Linked DNA regions of Homo sapiens: region 1 is linked to region 2. Evidence: read pairs that join two places in POLR2A ChIA-PET (ENCODE). Cell type or tissue: OCI-LY7. All regions are shown on one strand.

The links. ChIA-PET counts read pairs that join two places held together with the same protein. Peaks named below come from ENCODE experiments on the same cell type or tissue, not always from the same donor. Only the 100,000 strongest peaks of a DNase experiment are listed, where the experiment ranks them.
Region 1: POLR2A ChIA-PET joins it to region 2 with 5 read pairs; 24 of 35 experiments call an interaction of 5 or more read pairs at or near these places.

The regions. Positions count from the first base shown.
Region 1 is chr5:138,457,188-138,461,187 of GRCh38, reverse strand. No RefSeq gene overlaps it. Among named protein-coding and RNA genes, the nearest start is that of EGR1, 6.3 kb to the left of the region's middle. RefSeq lists an enhancer at 1,891-1,990 and a cis regulatory region at 2,660-2,826. In OCI-LY7, no CTCF peak of the experiment used is centred here; a DNase peak (open chromatin) is centred at 1,697.
Region 2 is chr5:138,564,844-138,568,843 of GRCh38, reverse strand. It overlaps HSPA9 (heat shock protein family A (Hsp70) member 9), which reads left to right. Exons shown (of 17, transcript NM_004134.7): 6 at 1,122-1,195; 7 at 1,283-1,389; 8 at 1,681-1,843; 9 at 2,126-2,218. Among named protein-coding and RNA genes, the nearest start is that of SNORD63, 5.7 kb to the right of the region's middle. In OCI-LY7, a CTCF peak has its summit at 112 (motif pointing right); no DNase peak of the experiment used is centred here.

The DNA.
Region 1 (4,000 bases), 110 kb after region 2:
ACTGCAGTCAAGGTTTGGGAATAAGATCCATGGCATAGGCCTTTGCCTCTAAGGATCTTACAGCTGGGTAGAAGAGAGCCTGGATTCTATGTTACAAGAGAATAAAGAATAGAAAGGAAGCAGCCCTGTTAGCCAGCAAAACTCAGTGACACTAAGGGACATAGGAGATAAGAGAAGGGAGAGATTCCAGGAGGCTGGGAGACGGTCAGGGACAATGAAGAGATTTTGGAGGAGAAGGAACGTGAGAAGGCCCAAACTTTGTGGTGGGGAAGTGAGAAGCTGTTTCAGGCCAGGCTTGGGGGTGGGTTGGCCAGGAGCGCCCATGTGTGGTCTGTCTGGGGAAAATGAGGCTGGAAGGGGACGAAATGGGCTAGAGTAGAGAGATTTCCTCTTGGGAAGTAGCAGAAGGTAAAGTTAAATAAAACATTCATTCTTTTGAAAAGGTTTATTGCCCACTGTGTGTATTGGGTGCAGTGCTGAGTCTTAGAGATTCTGCAGTGAGGCTTTGCTCTCATGGAAAATACCATTTAGTGGGATAGACAGAAATAAACAGTTATGCAAATAAAAAGGATAATTTCAGATCATGGTGAGTGTGGCTGATATACTAGGAAGGTGAGGGAAAGGCATATTGGAGGAGGTGGCATTTATGCAGCGATAAAAGATAAAAAAGAGGAGAGGAAACTGACTGCATAGAGGGGTGTGGTGGGGAGAGCATTGCAGGCAGAGGGCCAGCCTTGCAAAGGCCTCAGGAGGGAAGGGAGTCTGGCTGTGATCTTTCTGGGGCCTCAGGTGAAGGTGTGGACAGCAAGAATTGTGCAGAGCCAAATGTACCAGTCCACCCCCTCTCTCCCTTGTTCTGTCCTCACAGCTCATAGAGAGGAGAAGGTGGCCCTTCCCAACCCTGCCCAGCCCCTGTGGTGTGAGCCCCTGGAAGGCAGCTTCCACCTAGGAACGGTGGGAGGAGCTGAGCTCAGAACCGTGCATGCTGCCCAGGCCTTAGCCTGTCATGAAAAGGGCTGAAAGTCACCTCCCTAGATAGGGTTATGCCGCTGACCTGGCTTCTCAGTCACAAGGCTGGGGCATCTGAGCCACCTCACTCCCCTCTGGTCTTATATTTTGGCCAATGGCACACTTCTGTTTGCTGTCATTGGGGGGACAGGAAAGGGAGGAGATGGTGAAAAAATTGGCCCCTCCCGAGGAGCCAAATCTCAGTTGGGGCTAGTGAGCACCCCACTTGTGACCAACAGCCCAGATGAAACAACCAGCCTGGGGCCTGCAGGAAACCATGTTGGAGGTAAGGAAGGCTCCGAGTCACTCTGCACCCTGGTCTAGGGGCCTACTGGGCCTCAAGGGTGCTTAGGGATGACCTGGGGCTCTCAGACCTTTCTGGCCAAGTGACTGATACCAGAAGCCGGGGAAAAGGTAAGAGGCCCTCAGCTGATATCTGCACTTAGACCTTTCCTTGCAAACAGGAGAGGAGGAAGAGGCAGAGGGGAGAGAGAATTGAGCTTGCCCAAGGCCGCTGAGGCTCCAGGAGAAAGCCAGTGGAACCATCCCATCTCCAACACTCGACCCAGGGCTGAGCCGGCTGCAGCTCTCAGAGGAAAACAAGCCCCTTTTTCCATTGCTGCTTCCTCCTCCCCAGCCCTGGGCTACGTCAGCACCCAAGTGCACTGTTCAGGCCGTGGTTTGCACGTGGCCAGCCCGGGCCTCAGGAAGTGACTCTCTTGGGGTTTGTCTGGGGCACCTGTCACACTTTCCGACTGACTTTCCAGCCGAAGGCTGATGGGCTTTGAATGGGTCTGGGGCAGTTCTGCTCCTACCCCAGGGAGGGCTTTGAGGGGTGAGAAGAAACCTGAGGAGGCCAGGCATGAGATGGGACAGAAGGTGCCCTGAGGGGGTGGGTGAGAGGGGGCAGCATGAGGAAGACAAGGGAGAGAGAGGGAGGATCGTCCTGGAGTGCTGAAGTGTGAGCCGTCTCATCTACTCACTCAAGATGCCAGAGGACAGCCCTGGGTCTCAAGCTAGGTGAAGGGCCGTGCAGTGTGATGCTGAGGTCTGAGGCGCAGGGCGTCTGAAGAGGGTGCCTGGCGTGCTCTGGACGGGATCTAGGGGTTGCAGGGAAGAGATCACAGAGGATTGAGCCCCTGGTGACGGGGATGGGGGGTTCCTGCCTGGGAGAGTTGGGGTCTGGGCTCCTCTCCCCAGAGGCTGCCTGGGGAGTGATGCACCAGGCAGAGTCAGGTTAGGCCTACAATGGAAGACCTTGGGGCATCAGCACTTGGGAGGGGCACAGTCTGTACTCGGGGGCAGGGGTCTGTAAAGGGAAGAAGGAGTGGGTGGAAGTGGGTCTTCTCTGTCCCGCAGTGCCCTGCAGATGCAGAACAAGGCTGCTGCCCTTGGACATCCGTCCCTCTGCTCTGTGCTGGCCAGTCTCTCTCCCAGGCCTGAGGCTGGCAGGACCCTGGGCTCAGAGGACAATCCAGCCTCTGGTGGTTTCTTTGCTCCCCCTACCCCCAGCTGAGTGTGCAGTAAAGCCAGCCGGCTGCAGAAATCTCTGGAAGCTCGTTGGGCAGGAGAGGGAGGGGAGCATTACATAAGAGCCCACTGATGTGCAGGAAGTCGAGAGCAGCCTTTAGATTAGAAAGGCAGCGTTTCCACCCAGCCCAGAAAGGCAGGAATAGCAACGGCGGTTATTTCTGGCCCCTCACCACCGCCCAGCGCCGGGGCTGCTCAGCTTCTTGGTGGGTGAGCTTGGGTCCTGCAGGCCTTGGTGCGGGGGATGGGGAGGGAGGGGGCAGGCAGCCCCTGGGGTCACCCCACTCTGGCACCGGCTTCACCCCCAACTTCCACTCCAACAAACACCAGGATGCAGGAAAAACAGCAATAATATCTATTCTGCTTGCTTCCACTGATTTTCCTTAATCTCTGGATACATTCTCTATCTCCACCCTCACCCCAATACACGTTAACCATGTGACAGGCTCTGTGCTAAACACTTGATGGGCATTTGTCCTCACAGTGCCTTATGAGGCAGGTGCCATCCTCACCCCCATCTCACTGATGAGGAAACGTACTCAAAGAGGGCAGGCGATTTGCTCCAGGGCACAGAGCTGCCCACTGGTGGAGCCAGGATTCCAATGCAGACAGCCTGGCTTCAGAGCCCTCCGGCTGAACCCCAGCTCCTACCAAGAACTCTTCTGTGGGACCCCGGAATGAATCAGATGAAGCTTTCACTTTCACCCTGCAGGGTTCTTGAGTCAAGTCCAGTAGGGGAGACAGACATAGGAACGGGTCACTTAAATTCATCCATTCAACAAGTATTTATCAAACATCATTTCTGCTCTAGGCATTAAAGATGCAAAGAGTGGTAAGGAGGGTCCCCCTCTTTGGCAGCTCACAGCCCAGTGGGGGAGACAGACGTTAAGAAGCACTTGGAGCAGTGTGACACACGCTGTCATGGGGGAAGCACAGCGAATGCGGGGGCCCTGATCCAGCTCCCACCCCCTGAAGTGCTTCCCAGGCAGTCAGACAGCCAACTTGTCATTTAAAAAATCATCGCAGGAGGCTGTGGGGGGCACAGGGAGGTCAGATGGTGAGACCGGCAGGCACCCATGCAATGGTCCAGGAGAGAGGGTGGGGTCTGGATGCATCAGCACCGGCTATCACAGGGGCTCCTGCAGGGGCCTCCTAGGTAGAGACAGAAAGACAGCCAGAAAAGCTGACACCCACACCGACTGACAAGCTGCCCAGCCCAAAGGAGCATCCATCTCCCCGGGTACAGTGGCAGCAGGGTGGTTGGGAGGCTGATGGAAGGGCCCTGTCATTCTTCCTTCCTCCAACCATCTTCCTATCAACTCCCTCCATATGGGAACCCTGTTTTAAGCCAAAGTCAACATGCGTGAGTGAGAAGGAAGCTGGCGCCCAGCACAGGAGAGAGAGAGCGCTTCCATCCACGATCATGCTGACAAATAGCCATAAGGGCAGGAGGGTCTGCTCC
Region 2 (4,000 bases):
CTGTAGATGAATCTGTGGTCCCTTTTGTATAGAAAAACTAGGAATGGCAAAACTGTGTTATACTTCATGCTTTCCCTGCAGATTGAATTAATCTTCAAATCTCACTAATGGTGGCTGGCTTGTTTCTTTTTTTCCAGTAGGGGGTAATGTTCTATATTGAAAGCCACAAGACTACACATTAAGCTTTTGTCCCTGTTAGGTATAAATTAGAACTTCCTATTTGAAGTGGCTGTTGTAAGTCTAAAGGTCATTGTAGTTTAGTGAACCTTCACTAAAATGTTGAAAGAGTGATCTTAGGGGTTTCTGTTTTTTGGGGTTTTTTTGTTGTTGTTTTTTGAGACAGAGTTTCACTCTTGTTGCCCAGGCTGGAGTGCAGTGGCACAATCTCGGCTCACCAAAGCCTCCGCCTCCCGGGTTCAAGCGATTATCCTGCCCTCTCCCTCCCCCCCAACGTAGCTGGGATTACAGGCATGCGCCATCATGCCTAGCCACTTTTGTGTTTTTAGTAAAGAGATGGGGGTTTCTTCATGTTGGTCAGGCTGGTCTCCAACTCCCGACAAATCAGGTGATTCATCCGCCTCAGCCTCTCAGAGTGCTGGGATTACAGGCATGAGCCACCGTGCCTGGCCGGCCGATCTTGGGTTTGTTTGTTTGTTTTGAGACAAGAGTCTCGCTCTGTCGCCCAAGCTAGAGTGCAGTGGTGCGATCTTGTCTCACTGCAACCTCCGCCTCCCAGGTTCAAACAATTCTCCCGCCTCAGCCTCCTGAGTAGCTGAAATGACAGGCATGCGCCACCATGCCTGAATAATTTTGTATTTTTAGTAGAGATGGGGTTTCTCCATATTGGTTAGGCTGGTCTCAAAACTCTCAACCTTAGGTGATCTGCCCGCCTCAGCCTCCCAAAGTGCTGGGATTACGAGTGTGAGCCACCGTGCCCGGCCTGATCTTGGGTTTTTAACCAGTGTATTTACTTGGAGTGTTTCCTGCAAGGACATATTAGGTCACTTACCAAAAGACTGAAGAATGTTGTCTGTGGCTGCAAAAGGATGACACAGGTTGTTGGGCTATATTAATAATTCTGTTCTGACAGAATTCCATGATTGAATTTCATTCTTTTCCAGAAAATTACTTGGGGCACACAGCAAAAAATGCTGTGATCACAGTCCCAGCTTATTTCAATGACTCGCAGAGACAGGTGAGGTCAATTAGCATTCTTATTCACAAAAAGTAAGGTGCCTGGGATGGAAGGGTACAAAAATGTTTTTCTCTTTGTTTTCTCTAGGCCACTAAAGATGCTGGCCAGATATCTGGACTGAATGTGCTTCGGGTGATTAATGAGCCCACAGCTGCTGCTCTTGCCTATGGTCTAGACAAATCAGAAGACAAAGTGTAAGTTTGTGCAGTAAATTTCTCACCTGGATGTGTGAAACTAAAGTGTCACTTAATTTTTTAGTAATTGAGCCTTTTACAGTGCTTTTACTGATTTTAAGTCTGTATTGTCTTTGTTTTTTCATTTCAAAACCATTCTTTTCTTTTCTTTTGGGCCATGGTAATTTAACTAGTACATATCTCAGGGAAATAGCTTAGATTATCTGTATTTGGTTATTGAAATTTATATCCTGGTGATAGGTTTTGTTCTTAAGGATTTCTTTTCTTTTTTTTTTCACAAATCATTTACAGCATTGCTGTATATGATTTAGGTGGTGGAACTTTTGATATTTCTATCCTGGAAATTCAGAAAGGAGTATTTGAGGTGAAATCCACAAATGGGGATACCTTCTTAGGTGGGGAAGACTTTGACCAGGCCTTGCTACGGCACATTGTGAAGGAGTTCAAGAGAGAGGTGAGTTACCAATGTGGTTAATATGTAGACGTTGGGATATTGAGAAATTCTTTGTTCAGATTGCTCTTTGCTTTGTTTACGAGTTCAGTTCAACCCCCTTATTCTAGACACAGATACTCTTTTCAGAATATTTTTTTTCCCTACACATTAAGGGTAATAAAAAGTAATTCATGCTTATATATAAAGGTATGACTCCATTTTGTGTTGTTCCACCTTATTACTGCAGTTTATTTATCACCTCACTAATGCTGGTGTTTGGTGTTCAATGTCTTCACTTTATAGACAGGGGTTGATTTGACTAAAGACAACATGGCACTTCAGAGGGTACGGGAAGCTGCTGAAAAGGCTAAATGTGAACTCTCCTCATCTGTGCAGGTGAGACACGGAAAATTCGAGCAGTCTTGATGGATATTTTCAGCCGGAGCTTATTTAAAATAAATAGTATTTTCTAATTGGCCTAATGTCAGTTGAGTTTTTTTTGTTTGTTTGTTTTTTCAGTTTTCTGGTTTCTAGAGACCTTTGCCATGAGCACAGGGACAGTAAGGTCTTTAGTTTCTTTATGAGCTGAAATTTTTTTAGCCACTCAAATCAGTTACATATACTGGAGCTAAATAATGTGTGAATGATGTGCTGGGTGTACTTGTTTGCCTTTCAGTTAAAGACATTTATTTTAAAACCTGCTCTGGCAGTGTTTAAAACTAGAATTACTAGCTTGGAAAAACTGCTGTCTTAACTGACAATATTAAATAACCTCTCTCCTTGTGAATTGGAGAGTCTCTGAGTGTCTTTTTTTTTTTTTTTTTTTTTTTTTTGAGACAGAGTTTTGCTCCTGTTGCCCAGGCTACAGTGCAATGGCGTGATCTTGGCTCACCGCAACCTCTGCCTCCTGGGTTCAAGTGATTTCTCCTGCCTCGACCTCCCAAGTAGCTGGGATTACAGGTGTGCACCACCATGCCTGGCTAATTTTTGTATTTATAGTACAGACAGGGTTCTGCCATGTTGGCCAGGTTGGTCCTTGGACTCCTGACCTCAGGTGATTGACCTGCCTCGGCCTCCCAAAGTGCTGGGATAATGGGCGTGAGCCACTGAGCCCGGCTAATTGTCTCTCACTTAATAATTTGAAAAATTAGCTGGTCATAGTCTATACAACTGTGGTCCCAGCCACTCCAGAGGCTAAGAGGATTGTTTGAGCCCAGGAGGTTGAGGCTGCAGTGAGCCGTGATCACACCATTTCACTCCAGCCTGGGTGACAAATGAGACCCTGTGTCAAAAAATGACAATAATTTGAATCACCAGTCTAGAAAAAGAGCTGAAGCTTGTGCAAGTTTCCGTCTGTGAGCATCAGATTTACACAGCCTCTTTGTCAGTTTGGTTAGCTCCAGTTCTGAGAGGTGAAACTTGTCTTCACCACCAAGAATAGAATTATATAAACCATTTTAGATCTGTGTTAGAGACCCATGAAGATAGAAAGCAGCAGATCTATTTCCGGTGTCTTGGGTGACAGCAGGAAAAGCAGAGCGGTGACACCTTTATTTTGATCACCCACAAGGGAAGAGGTATTTATGATGGTTGTCACTGTGGTTGCTGCTAATGAACCTTCCCCTCAAACCTGGATTTTTTTTTTTAAGTGGCTGTGAGGAGTGACATAGTTATACACACGCATCCATGGTCTTGCTGATGTTACTTTGCCCCTGCTATCATGGAGTGGCAGAACATTGCAACGTTGGTTAGGGTTGAGGTTGAAATACCTGGCACTGCCAGAAGATAATTCTTCCCAGGGATTTGACATTTGGGGTAGGGGATGCGAGGTGTTGGAAGAGATTGGTTGGTTTTAATTAGTGTGGCTGCATCCTATTGATAGACATTTTGATTGTTTTCCAGTGTTTATTATAGCAAGATGTATTGAGCATCCTTACACATTCAGTTTTGCATAGGTGATTTTAAATCTATAGAATAAATTCTTAGCGTTTATTACCCTCATGCAGATTATATTGTGGTTTGGAAAGATGGACATTAATTAGAACAGATTAGTAAACGTTAAACTAGAAGTGATACAAAGTAAAGGTTAAGGGTGGTTCTGCAAGCATTCTGCTGGGGTTCAAGTCCCCCTTGTATTGCTTATTAATTGGTGATCTTGGATGAATTAACATTACTGTT